Linked DNA regions of Homo sapiens: region 1 is linked to region 2. The links are chromatin loops, found by intact Hi-C in ENCODE. Cell type or tissue: mammary epithelial cell. All regions are shown on one strand. Links, peaks and the distances in the headings refer to the core of each region. The heading gives the core; the rest is flanking DNA.

What was found. A loop is a pair of places that touch in the nucleus more often than their neighbours do. Peaks named below come from ENCODE experiments on the same cell type or tissue, not always from the same donor. Only the 100,000 strongest peaks of a DNase experiment are listed, where the experiment ranks them.
Region 1: a loop joins it to region 2, with 8 times the contacts of the local background. A loop is called at or near these places in 2 of 110 quality-filtered maps.

Annotation. Positions count from the first base shown.
Region 1 is chr10:84,816,469-84,823,643 of GRCh38, forward strand. No RefSeq gene overlaps it. Among named protein-coding and RNA genes, the nearest start is that of LINC01519, 380 kb to the right of the region's middle. In mammary epithelial cell, for the core only: a CTCF peak has its summit at 3,859 (motif pointing left); a DNase peak (open chromatin) is centred at 4,803; H3K27ac peaks cover 276 bases.
Region 2 is chr10:84,610,003-84,617,177 of GRCh38, forward strand. No RefSeq gene overlaps it. Among named protein-coding and RNA genes, the nearest start is that of CCSER2, 290 kb to the left of the region's middle. In mammary epithelial cell, for the core only: a CTCF peak has its summit at 3,578 (motif pointing right); no DNase peak of the experiment used is centred there.

The DNA of each region.
Region 1 (7,175 bases), core at 2,894-5,393, 210 kb after region 2:
CCCTTTTGTCATTTCTGTTTGTTTATTTGGATCTTCTCACTTTTTAAAAACATTAGTCTAGCTAGTGGTCTATCTAATTTACCCTTTCAAAAAACTAACTTGTGGATTCATTGACCTTTTGTATGATTTTTCACATCTGAATTTCCTTCAGTTCAGCTCTGATTTTGGTTATTTCTTGTTTTCTGCTAGTTTTAGTGTTGGTTTGCTCTTGGTTCTTTAGTTCAGTTGTCCCCAGCCTTTTGGCACCAGGGACTGGTTTCGTGGAAGACAATTTTTCCATAGATGGGGGTTGGTGGATAGTTTTGAACAAACTGTTCCACCTCAGATCATCATGCATTAGGTAGATTCCCATAAGGAGTGTGCAACATGCATTCCTTGCATGTTCAGTTCACAATAGGGTTCATGCTCCTGAGAAGCTTAAGCCATGACTGATCTGACAGAAGGTGGAGCTCAGGTGGTAATGCTCACTTGTCTGCCACTTACCTCCTGCTATGCGGCCTGGTTCCTAACGGGCAAGTTGCTTCCTTTCTCTCCCTCTCTTTTAGGGACACCAATAAGTCATAGATTTGGTCTCTTTACATAGTCTTATGTTTTTTTGAAGGTTTTCTTTATTCTTCTTAAGTATTTTTGCTGCATTTTTGTGTAATTCAGCTATTTCAGAGGATTAATCTTTGAGGTCTGAGATTTTTTCCTCAGTTTGGTCAATTTTGATATTAATATTTGTGATTATATTCTTATATTCTTAAAGTGAGTTTTTCAGCTCTATCAGTTCAGTATGGTTTTTTCTTAAAATGGCCATTTCATCTTTTATCTCCTGTATTGTTTTCTTGTATTCCTTAAAATCCTTTGATTGGGTTTCAACTTTCTCCTGCATCTCAATGATCTTCATTCCTACCTATATTCTGAATTCTATTCTTGCCATTTCAGCCTAGTTAAGAACTTCATTGGGGAACTAGTGTGGTTGTTTGGAGGTAAAAAGAGACTCTGGCTTTTTGAGTTGCCAGAGTTATTGTAGTGGCTCTTTCTTATCTGTATGGGCTTATGTTCTTTCAGTCCATAAAGTTGCTGTCCTTTGAATGGGTTTTTCTCCTTTATCTTCTTTGATGTGGTTGGGGGTTTGACTGTGGTACAAAGTGGGTTCAGTGAACTGGGTTCATTTATTGAAGATTTTAGGGACCCAAGGCTCAACTCAGCCCCTCTGGGATTCATGCTATAACTCTGGGGGGCTGGTATCAGTCCCTGGCTTTGTTCTCAGGCCCCTGGAGTTTCTCAACTCAGCACTCCTGGGATCAATGCTATAACTCTGCGGGGGCTGGTATCAGGCCCTGGCTTTGTTCTCTGGCCCCTGGAAGTTAGGCATCTGCTACATTGGAGAGGCTGGTGTGCTCCCAGACCACTGGCCACAACACTCTAATGGGTGGTGCCAGCCAAATTTCTTCATCAGGGCAGTGGCAGCAGGATCTATGTTCATGCCCAGGTGCCAGCAGCAGCAGCAGCAGCAGCAGCATGAGGGAGCAAGCTTGTTGGCTGGGGTGGGGTGCTGGTAAGTGTGAGGCTGCTGGCCTCCATGTATCCATCACACCAGTGGCAGTGGGAGTGCAGGGTGCAGGGCTGCTGGCATTCGTGTGCTTGTTTGCACCAGTTATGGTGTTGGCGCAGGGGCACGGTGCTGGCAGGTGCAGGGTGCTGGCCTCTGTGCTTGTGTTTGCACTGGCAGCAGTGGTGGCATGGAGTGGGATGCAGGGCCATTGGCCTCCATGTGCACATTCATGATAGTAATTGTGGCAAGGGGAAGGAGGCATGCTCATGCCAGCAGCAATGGTGCAGTGGGATACACATGCACATGTGCACCAGTGGGGAAGTAGAGGCGAGATCCATGCAAGCATGTGTTCACCAGCAAATTGGTGGGGTTGTGGTGGTAGGGGTTGGGCATAGGCAAGTGTGTGCCAGCAAAATAGCATGGGGGCAGGTGCAATGGGGGGATGGTATAGGTGGGCTGGTGTGCATTGGCAGAGGCTGTTCTGTTGGAGTTCCCTGACAGCCAGGTGGTTGGCTGGTATGTAGGCCTCCAGGAGTCACTCCAGTTGGGCACCGAGGCTTCACTGCAAGTGGGCATGGCCAGGCTGGGGCCCTGGGAGAGGTCGGCAGATAGAAGAGCCCTAGATCAGACTGGCCTTATCTCAGCAGCAAGGCTGCCATGCTCAGTTCAGGCCCAACAGTTCCCCTAAGGCGAAAGCCTCCTAGGGGAGGATAGAGAGTTTTTGGGGATGAGTGTCCTTGGCCATGCTCCACTGTTGACATTCCCACACCAAGTTCTTTGGGCTCTACACAGGCTAGATTCCTGCTCCTACCACCTCTCTAAGCAGCTTTCCATGCCAGCTCAAGTGTGCTTGGGGGTCATGGGGTCTCCTGTTGCCAGGATTCCAGAGGCCCATGGCTACAGCAGGTCACTCTTCCCCTGTTCAACTCACCTCTTCCCCAGGAGTGGTGGAGGGCCAGGAATGAGTCCTGGTGCATGGTAGCCCTGTGCAGGGTTCTTAGCTTCCTCCCACTTCAGACCAGTGTCTGTATCCTCCCTCGGTTCACTGTCAATGTCTTCCTTTCAAAGATCTGCTCGGAGTGCACCAGTCTTCCCAACGTCCTCCTCCCTGGATGGCAGATGCTCCTTTCCTGGCTGCCTGTAGCTGGCCTCTTGCCAAGAGCCCTCTCTCCCAACCTTTAAGCCTTCTCAAAATCACCCTTCTCACTGGGAACAGAGCCCTAGGAAAACATAATAAATCATTTTAGCTCCAAGTAACTAATACCTTACTGTCTATTGGGGATAGTAAAAGTAGAGACAGAGGGCATATGAAGACTAATGATTTCAAAGAAACTTGTGATAAATTCATGATTGCTATCCCTTATAGACATGAAATGGAGATATTTAGGAATTTTCATAACATAACCATCCCATGTTGACTGGGAGGAGGCCTTTCTACCCTGTCAAAGATTGTCCGTTGAGATGTTTGGGGGTCTGGAGATAATGAGGCATTTCTGTAGGCAACAATAAGACTCTTTTATTCTTGGCGACAGAGATCCTTCTCTTTCCTTCTTTAGAGCTTTCCATGCCCCTGGCTCCTGCTCTTGATGAGAGTTTCTGGAGCAGGTGGTGTAAAAAAATTTTTGGCTGATACTAAAACACCTTCCACAAATACTGAAATACCACACCAGGTGTTTCAATGATTTTGTGTCTCAGCAACGGAATTTTAAAAGGTTTTAGTTCTGCTTCTCATTTCTAACTATTCTCTACTTCTAAAAATTTATTGGTGGAGATTTCAATATAAAATGAACACATGCTTATTAAAATATTTAGAAAATATAGTAAATTAGAGAGGCAAAAATAGCATTAGTAATTCTATACCCCAAAATAACTACTGCTAATATTTTGGCTTATTATCATCCTGCAATTTTATTATGAATAGCTTTTAAATATTTTTGTTTGATTTACTTAGTAGTAATCATGCTGTATACACAATTTTGTATCCCTAAGTATAAAATTATAATGATAACGCAGCAGAAGCTTTTCCCCATATCATTATAAGCAGTTCATAAATATCAATTGTGTTTAGCACACTTGATTGAATAATTTCCTTACTGTTGGACATTTAGGTTGTTCGCACTTTTTGAAAAATGCTGTGATGAACATCTTTGTAAATAAAACATTTCCCACATTGGGAATTTTTTGCTCAGTGTATATTTCATGGAAATGTAGCTACTGTATTCATGTATGTAAATCACCCTTGCCAGTAGCTGATAAGGCAACTGTGCAAATTAGAAAGAGGCACCCTTTCCACTAGACACTCGACTGCCATCTACAGGAAAATTGCCTCCGTAATTATGCTTACAATTCTTGGAAGGTGAATGGTGCCTCTTAGAGTTGTACAAAACACAACTGTACAACCATAAGTGGCAGACCTAATGTAAATATTTCTCTAAGATTCCAAATTTCTTTCCAAAATTTTTATAGTAATTTATTCTCTTAATGGAATCTATGAGTATGCCATTTTATCTCACTTTAATCCATATGGAGAATTATTTTAATTGTTCTAATTTTATAAGGGAAATGGCACTTTATCTTAATTTATATTTAGCTAGATTACTAGTGAGGTTTAACGTAGTCAATGTATTTGTTGTAGCTTTCTCTAAGGAACAAAAAACTTTCCTTGTACCAGAGATAGGATTTTCTTTTTTCTTTTCAACAAAGAAATACTAAGCAGAAGTGGATTAATGAGGCCAGATCTGGCTTCCAGCTAGACAGAAGGTGTTTCATGGCACATGCCCAAGACTTGTGCTTTCAGTCTCTGTCGCTGGGAAAACATGTAATTGGTTCTTTCTGTTTTTCACCTTTCCTTCTGAGAAGGATTCCCCCTGCTCTTCTGTGTCACTTCTGGGCTTCTCCAGGGAAGTCCAGGGTGTGTCCTATGAGGAACCCACAGGGGGAGGATGCCCAGCATGATCTGCCCTGATGGAAGCTTCTGGCTTGCTCAGCTGTCCACCAGAGACCTGAGAGATTGTGGAGACACATGAAGTGAGTTCAATGCTAACAAGCTCTTCCCCCTGTGCTTTGAGCCACCTGTGGAGCTGGAAGGTCATGATCTGCCTGTGATTCCTCCCTGAAGCCCTTGACCCACAGCAAACCCGAGTCAGTGCTGCCCTTTCCACACTGTGAGGTTTTCTCAGCCAGAGCCTATGCTGAAAATTTATTCATCCAACACATGTTTCTGAGTTCCTGTGGTGTCTCAGGAACTGCTTTAGGCACTGCAGATAGTGGTCAGCAAGAACAGACAAGCTCCCTGCCCTCACAGAGCTCATAGAAATTGGCAAGGAAGACGCTGGGCGTGGTGGCTCATGCCTGTAATCCCAGCACTTTGGGAGGCCGAGGCAGACAGATCACGAGGTCAGGAGATTGAGACCATCCTGGCTAACACAGTGAAACCCCGTCTCTACTAAAAATATAAAAAATTAGCTGGGCATGGTGGTGGGTGCCTGTAGTCCCGCTACTCAGGGTGCTGAGGCAGGAGAATGATGTGAACCTGGGAGGCAGAGGTTGCAGTGAGCCGAGATCACACCACTGCACTCCAGCCTGGGCGACAGAGTGAGACTCTGTCTCAAAGACAAAAAAAAATCAAAAAACAAAAAAACGAAAGAAACCAAATTGGCAAGGAAGAAAAACAAGTGATCAAGTAGATGAGTGAGTAAATAAGATCTGAAAAGTGATGTCCTCATGAGTGACTGAATTGGGAGGTGCTTTAGAGTGGGCTTTTGAGGGGATGATGCTGGAGGCCTGAATGGCCTGAAAGACTTTGTAAATGACTGGGTAGAGGATGAAGGAGGGAATTAGTATCTATTGAGACATTACCAGGTACTTCGTGGATATAATTTTATTTAACCCACATTACAAGGTGTAAGGTGGTACCTGATACTCACAGGGATTAAGTAAGTTGCCCAGGGTCTTGCAGCTTATAAGAGTCAGAACTGGCTGGATGCGGTGGCTCATGCCTGTAATCTCAGCACTTTGGGAGGCCGAGGCAGGCGGATCACCTGAGGTTGGGAGTTCAAGACCAGCCTGACCAACATGGAGAAACCCCATCTCTACGAAAACTACAAAATTAGCGAGGCATAGTATCACATGCCTGTAATCCCAGCTACTTGGGAGGCTGAGGCAGGAGAATCGCTTGAACCCGGGAGGCGGAGGTTGCAGTGAGCCAAGATCGCACCATTGCACTCCAGCCTTGGCAACAAGAGTGAAACTCCTTTTCAAAACAAAAACAAAAACAAAAACAAAAAAAACAAAAAAAGAGTCAGAACCAAATTTGTGGCCAGGTGGGTGCAGGTTCAAAGCTTGTGCTGTTTCCATCAAACCTCATAATATGTGAAAGAGGGCTGATAGGCCAGGGACAGAGTAGCTGCAGTAGTTGGGGAGTTTGGCACTGGTGAGAAAGGATGAAACCAAGGACCACAGTTGTCCCCTGACTTTTAATCTAAAGTTATCTACAATTATAATTGCAGTGGGTCTTGGTGGGAAGGCCTGGCCTAGTGAATAGAGAAACATAATTTATTGGTATATAAAATCTCACCTGTGACCTCTTCTACCTCCAGGGACAGTCATCCTCTACTGAGGAGATATAGGAACATTTTTATTTATCATTTTGACCATCAATAGATAAAGACCCAAGTTGGAGCAAGGCTAGATCCTCATGAAAACCATTCTGTTCTGGCAGTGTTTAGCCTTCTGGAAACTGTTTTGGCTACAGGATGACTCCAGGGTTCTCTTGGGTTAGAATAATTCTGGAAAGGATGGGGGCAAAATAACCAACCTAGAGACTATCAGTGGGGCTCTCAAGCCCTGGTTTCTTTCCTAAGTGACCTATGTCTTAGGTCATTGACATTTTATGATACCAAATGCAGAAGGAAGGCACTAGGGCCCTCTGACTGAACAGGCACTGTGGCCAACATGCAAGATGGGCAGACCTGACTGAGATTTACTATGCCCAGGCCCAGGAGGGTCCAGTGGAAACTTTGACAGCTTAATTATGTTCTTACTCAGTCACCCACAGCTAATGCATCATCCTGGCAAAGCAGGTGTCTTCCATAAGGAGCACAACGGGGCAGATTGTTATCATAAGAGCTTGCCAAGGTCTGCTCTAAATTGTCCCTGAACCAGTGATAATAAACCAAATTGCTACAAATAGACACCAATTTGCAGAAATGTGAGCAGTCCAAGGGAAGCCTTTGACTTGGGGAGCAGAGGCGAATGTGTGATAACTATCAGATTTGCAGAGAAGGAACTTAAATTTATCTTGTGGGAGAGCAGTGGAGTCAACTGTGAAATATAGTGAATTGCTCCATTCTTTGAATTCCTAAGAGTTTACATTCAACCTCCTCAAACCATAGTTTGTAGTTTTGACAATATGCTCCAATGGATTGGATAGGTTTGCAGTCTTCAGACACTGGGCCACTTAAGAGACTAAACATTGGAGTTCTTGGATGAATAAGACTGAAGTATAAGAAGCAGAGAGAAATTTTGATCCTGTTTTGCAACAGGGATGTGTGGTGGAGACTGAAACTACAGATCCCCTTGGAAAGAAAGGATTTGGATGGGGCCAGTGTCGTTTAGTCTTGCTCAGTTTAGTCTA
Region 2 (7,175 bases), core at 2,226-4,725:
TGTGCCTTTGAAAGCATTCTTTCCTCACTAGGAAAATTATCTTCAGTTCTTCATCAGAAAACTCCTCTCCATCTTGTCTGATCCACAAGTGTCATGTCTTCTGTGAAGCATCTCCTGCCTTCCCTAGACAGAACTATTGGTTCCTTCTTCATTTCCCTAGGAACCTGTGAGCAGATTGAAGGGATATCTCTTACTCATCTTTGGATCCCCAGCATCTGACACAGAATTAGGGCTCCTGAAATGATTACTGAATGCTGAAAGGGCAGGGGCAAATTCCATTCCATCAGGTTCCTCGGTCTGTGATCCTTTTAAAGAGGTTTGGGGGCCAATTTCTGGGGAGAAGTGCTGTTTTAGTAGCCCTTAGAAGAAAGACAGGTGTCTTATAGGAGCCAGATTCAAGGCTCGACAGGTGGAAGGAAAGCAGAAGAGAGGGAAGAAATGTTTTGTGCCCAGGATTCTGCCAGCTCAGGCATGCCTGGGACCAAGGACACAGCCTGGGGAAGTAGGGAAAGAGGACAGGAGAGAGGAAGGAGGAAAGAAAGATAGATATATGGACCCATAAGTAGGAAATATCATGCCAGGTGTCCTGTGAGAGTAAGATGGTAAGAAAGGAGATCTGCCCCTTGAAGGTGGGGGATCTGGCAGGTTCAGACAACGGCAGGGAATGGGAAGGAGGTAGGGTGATAGGCTAGAAAGTAGAATTAGTGGTTCTTAAAAGTTTTGGTCTCTTGGCACTTAAAAAAATTTTTGGAGCTCCAAAGAGTTTTTATTTATGTGGGTTGTATCTATCAATATTTACCATATTATAAACTAGAACTGAAATTTTTCAAATATATTTATGAATTAAAAAATAAAATAGCATAATACTTGTACATACGATAATATTTCAAATAACTATATTCTACTTCAAAAGATTATTGAGAAGAATAGCATTGTTTTATATTTTTTTCAACTTTTACAAATGTCTGGCTTAACAGAAGACAGGTTTTCATTTCCATCTTTGCATTCAATTGAATAGATTCAATAAAGTTTGAGCCTACCTTTTCATCCTCCAACAATTATTTCAGGTGCCGCTGTCAATCTGTTTGCATTCAATCTGTTGTGATATTCCATGCAAGTTGCCTCTGGAAACCCCTCTCTAGGCTTATGCAAGAATGAGAATGAAGAAGCTAGATTGTACTTAGTATTTTTATGCAAATAGTTTGCGTTTACAGACTCCATGGAAGGGTCATGGGTACTTCCATGGGTTTCTGAAACACACTTTGAGAACCACTGGCTGAAATAACATAAAAGTTCTGGTATTTGGAAGTTCTCACTTATAAGTGGGAGCTGAACAATGAGAACACATGGACACAAGGACGGGAACAACACATGCTGGGGCCTGTCGGCAGGTGGGGTGTGGGGAGGGAGAGCATTAGGAAAAATAGCTAATGCATGCTGGGCTTAATACCTAGGTGATGGGTTGATAGGTGCAGCAAACCACCATGACACGCATTTACCTATGTAACAAACCTGCACATCCTGCATGTGTACTCAAGAATTTAATTTTTTTTTTTTTGAGATGGAGTTTTACTCTTGTTGCTTAGGCTGGAGTGCAATGGTGAGATCTCGTTTCACCACAACCTACACTTCCTGGGTTCAAGCGATTCTCCTGCCTCAGCCTCCTGAGTAGCTGGGATTACAGGTGCCCACCACCATGCCCAGATAATTTTTTGTATTTTTATTAGAGACGGGGGTTTCACCATGTTGGCCAGGCTGGTCTTGAATTCCTGACCTCAGGTGACCCACCTGCCTTGGCCTCCCAGAGTGCTGGTATTACAGGTGTGAGTCACTGTGCCCGGTCCTTACATTTTTAAAAAATAAGTCCTGGTATTTTTTTTTTTTTTTTTGAGACAGAATTTCACTCTTATTGCCCAGGCTGGAGTGCAATGGCGCAATCTCGGCTCACCACAACCTCTGCCTCCCAGGTTCAAGCGATTCTCCTGCCTCAGCCTCCCAAGTAGCCGGAATTACAGGCTTGCGCCACCACACCTGGCTAATTTTGTGTTTTTAGTAGAGACGGGGTTTCTCCATGTTGGTCAGGCTGGTCTCGAACTCCCGACCTCAGGTGATCCATCCACCTCGGCCTCCCAAAGTGCTGGGATTACAGGTGTAAGCCACCGTGCCCTGCCAGGTCCTGGTATTTCATTGCTTTCTTTTTCAGGTGGAGCTTTACAGTATGTCTTAGCCTTGACCTGTGGAAAGGCAGACGTGCTGCTGCAGCCCTGGCTTGGCTGCTACCTGAGGGCCCTCGTGAAGCTCTGGGTCCTGGCCATGCTGTGGTGGCTTCTGGCTATACAGATAATGAGAGGAGGTGAGCAGCGGTGGGAAGGGAAGAGGAGGGGGCCCTGAGAGGGAATCAGGAGCTGAGCCTGAATCCTGAGGTCTAGGAAGGGCTGTGTGTCCCGGGGGGAGCCACTTCCTCTCCAAGAGCCCCAGCCCTTGTCTGCAGCAGGGGGTTGAGTAGATACCTAAGGGTCCTCCCAGTTAGACAGATGCTGAGATTCTGATCCGGAGTCTCACATAGCCCTGTTGTCCTGTCTGCTTTTGGGAAGGAGCTTCCTCCTGAAGGAAACTGACCATGACTATGCGAGTGGCCAGGCTCCCACTCTTATCATCCATCTGCTTCATATGGCAATAGCTTGATCGTCATTTCTTTCATTACCAAAGTATTAAAATATGTAACAATAGAAAAAAAAAGAAAAATGACAGGAATAAGCATTATAGTCCTCTTTCCTAGGGACAGCCCCTGCTGACACGAGGGGGAGCATCTTTCCAGTCTTTGTCTTGTGCTTATAGTTCATGCTTTATCTTTGCCAGATCATTTCTTCTTAAATACAGCGTTATAACGTGACTTTCAGCAATTGAATAACGTGAACGCTTTATTCTAGCATTCAAGGCTGTCTATCTTTACAGACTTGTCTTTTACGCTTTCCCTCTCTGTGTCTCTCACTCGCACTCTTGCTTCTCCCCAAATGAACCCTGTCGATCCCCTCTCATGCTGTAGAAGCCATCTCCCGGGGCTTAGCACTCCACCTCTAAACTGAATCTATTCTGTGACGCTGGGAAATTCTGACTTAATCATTCCGCACCTTGCTTCCTTGATTACTCCACAGTATCTTTTGTGTTCCTGATCTTATGTCATTTCTGAAGGCTTACCGTATCCTCTGGCTGTCTGTCCACTCTGCTTGTGTGTTCCCACAGCTGTTATTCATACCTTAATCGGCACCTTTCTCACTGTATTGTAATTGTCTGCATGCTTCTTATTTAACGCCAGTTCTGGAGCTGCCCGCAGTGTTGCACGCTGAGTATTTGCTGTCTGGGTTGAGTGTGTGTGTGCGGCTGGTCAGATGCCAGGCGCTGTCTGTGTCACCCAGTGTGTGCACATGGTTGGTTACTTGGGTGTCCTGCTAAACCATGAGCCCCCTGCAGGCAGAGTCCACACAGAATGGATCCATTCCCATTTGTAGGGCTGGGAAAAGCTCCTCCTGGCAGGGCTGGGTAGACTCTGGCCTGTGACGCTTAGGGCTGGCTGAATTCAAGACCACAAGATGTCAGTGTTGTCTCAGCCACAGAGGAACAGCCAGGGCTGTGGCTCTTATGCCTTGCCTAGGTAATTCTGTGAGTTGGGCAAAGCCCAATTTAAACAAAATATGTGTGTCTGTGTGTTATCTTTTGCCCTGTCTTCAAATCCAACAGCCAACAGAGTAGGTGGCCAGTGAATTCGTTGCTGATCATGGGTCTTGTCAAGGTACAGAGGCAACGTGTCTTTCTTGGGGGAACTGGGGGACTGCCATTCTCAGCTCTGACCTCCAGTCAGCAAGTCCAAGGGCACCGCCAGGAGCAGCACCCCTACTGGTGGTGGATGACAGAATGACAGAATTTCTGAGTTCTCACTTCTAGCTTGGAATGTCAGAAGGGTGTTGAGCAGGAAATCAGAAGGGCTGGGTCTGTCCTGACTCTGCCCCATGAAGGATTAAAAACTCAGGAAAGGCACATGATTCTCCAAGTCTCCAAGCCGCATTTTCCCCTAGATGGGCTACCTGGATTAGCAGTGAGCTACCTGATCCCCAAGGCTGTGGCTTCTGCATGTGGCCTCTAATCTATTTCCAGGTGAATGGTTACAAAGCCGTCTTCACCCTGTATCTTCGCACATGACCTAGTTGCAAATCTGTTAGTGGCCAAAACCAGCATCAGTGTTCTCATGGATGTTCTGCTATTCATTCAGTAGCAGATGAAATTCGGATTACTTTAAAAGCAATTTTTAAAAAAAATTTTGAATGGAAAAAAGTAATTTCCAGTAAATATGTTAATTTTCCTTGAACTTGTTCTTAGCAAAACTTTTTCTGTCCTGGATGCTCTCCGTAGGCCCTCTTGATTCTATTCTGGATCTTTTTTTTTTTTTTTTTTTGAGATGGAGTTTCACTCTTGTTGCCCAGGCTGGAGTGCAATGGTGCGATCTTGGCTCACCGCAACCTCTGCCTCCCGGGTTCAAATGATTCTCGTGCCTCAGCCTCCTGAGTAGCCAGGATTACAGGCATGCACCACCACGCCCGGCTAATTTTTGTATTATTAGTAGAGATGGGGTTTCTCCATGTTGCTCAGGCAGGTCTCAGACTCCTGACCTCAGGTGATCTGCCCTCCTCGGCCTCCCAAAGTGCTGGGATTATAGTCATTCTATTCTGGATCTTAATGCCATTCCAGAAAGCCAAGCACCTTAAGGCTTCACAAATATTCTGATTTTGCATAGACACTGTTGAAAAGAGCATCTTTATAATAAATTCCAAATTGATTGTATTATTTAATATCTTCTAAAGACATCACAATGACTTATTGATTTTTTGAAATTAAAATTAAAAACAAACCTACACAATTGTTTGTAATTCACCAGATGTCAGGATCTGGGATCTGCTGAAGCCAAAGCCTCATTTTAAAATGTTGAAAAAACATTTCAATGAAAAATCAATAAAATATATGACAGTAATGAAAAGATGAATAATGATCTGAAACAGACCCTTCCCTTTGATTCAATGTTATACAAAAACATTGAAAGCATCCAAAATGTAACTTGACTATAAGGTTAAAGTTGGGATTGGGAATGGGTAGAAAAGATATGGCAGAGGGAAGGAGTGCTTACTTTCCAGGTACTGTGTTAAGCACTCAAGTTCCCCAGTTGTTTACAATATATTTGAAATATGAACATATGGACTTATTTCTGCTGCTGCTATAATAATTCCTATTCACATAGTTAGATTCCCAGTGTCCCAGGTCTCATCTGCACAGCTGTAGCTGACTTGGGGAAGAGGTGACTCTAACAAGCTTGTGAGGCTGGAATAAATACATCAGTACCATGGTAGTACTCATATGTCACTTGCTTACATGCCAGTTATTCTTCTAAGCACTTTAGTTATATTTTAATCCATTTGATTCTTTTAGCAGCCTATAAGGACAGATTTACAATGATTGTTACTCCCATTTTACAGCAGGGAAAAATGTGGCTCAGAGAAAGTTGCTCAAGGTACACAGCTAGCAAGCAGCAGAGCCAGGATTTGAACCTGGGGAGTACATCTCCAGAGGCTGTGCACTTGACTACTCTGCTATGCTGAGTAATATAACCATATTACCTCTGTGGAAAAAAATAGCAGCATAAATGAACTCAGAAATTGGTACCAGGAAGCATGACATTGCTATAACAAATAGCTGACCTGAAAATGTAGATGCAGGTTTGAAACTGGTTAGAGGCTGGAAGAGTTTAGAGGTGCATGCTAATAAAAGTCTAGATTTGCTGTGGATGAAGCGTCAAGGGTGCTTCTGGTGAGGGCTTGGGAGATGAAAAGAGCCACAGAGAGAGCCTTGTCTTCTTAGAAACTATCTGAGTTGTTGTGATCCAGATGCTGGTAGAAATATGCACAGTAAAGGCCATTCTAATGAGGTCTTAGATGAAAGTGAGGAATGCCTTGCTGAAAACTGGAGGAAAGGCTATCCTTGTTAAAAAGTGGCAAATAACTTAGCTAACTTGTGTCCATGTACTAGTACCTTGTGGAAGACAAAATTTAAGAGCAATAAAATAGGTTATTTGGTGGAAGAAATCTCTAAGCAAAGTGTTGAAGGTGCAGCATGGCTTCTCTTGACTGCTTATAGTAAAATCTGAGAAAAGAAAAATGAATTAAACGAAGAATTTATAGTCAAAAGGGAAGGAGAACTTAAAGATTTGGAAAATTCTCAGCCTGGCTATGTAAAAGGAAAAATAAAAGAAAAATGAATTAAAGGAAAAATTTATAATCATCAAAAGGGAAAGAGAACTTAAAGATTTGGTATTCTTAGCCTGGTTTTATAATGGCAAAACTGCAATTACTTTTGCACCAACCTAATGATTTAAAAGATTGTTCAGGAAAGAATACCAAGGGTGTGGCCAAGTGAATGTTTGATAAAGTCATTAGCATGGATAGAAGAAAGCCAGATGCTATTCATCAAGACAATGGAAGAGTGATCCAAAATACGTTTCAGAGCTCTTCCAGGCTGCCACTTCCATCACAGGCCTGGAGTACCAGGGCCTTGAGGGCAGAATAGTTTCAAGAGAGGGGTCCAGAGGTGTGAGGCTTCAGGGCTCACTGCCCAGGGCTGCCTCAAGTCTCTGCTACTTGTATTTGAATGCAGTGCTTCTTGGCCACCCCAACAGTGGCTCAAGTAGGCCCATGTGGGGCTTGAGCCACTGTTCCAGAGGGCACAAGACAGTAAGCCTTGGTGACATACATGTGCATATGTACAGAAAATAAGAGCTGTGAGAGCATGGCTGCCTCTATCTAGATTTCAAAAGATGCCTTGGAGAGCCTCAGAGCCCTGGCAGTGAACTGCTACAGAGCAGAGCCACCACAGAGAGCTAGGACAATGCTTAGTGGAGCTGTGGGATTGGAGTCACTGCTACAGTGGGTTCTACAAAGACTTACAAAGAGCCGCCAGTGTGCAACACCACCCTGGGAGAGCTGCAGGCACCTGGCCCAAACTCTGAGAGCTGCTGTATAGGTGACACCTAGCAAAGCCATGAGGGTAGGGCTCCCTGAAACTTTGGGGGCTGAGCCCCTGCCCCAGTGTGTCCAGAAGACAGGACATGGAGTCTAATGAGACTGTTCTCAAGC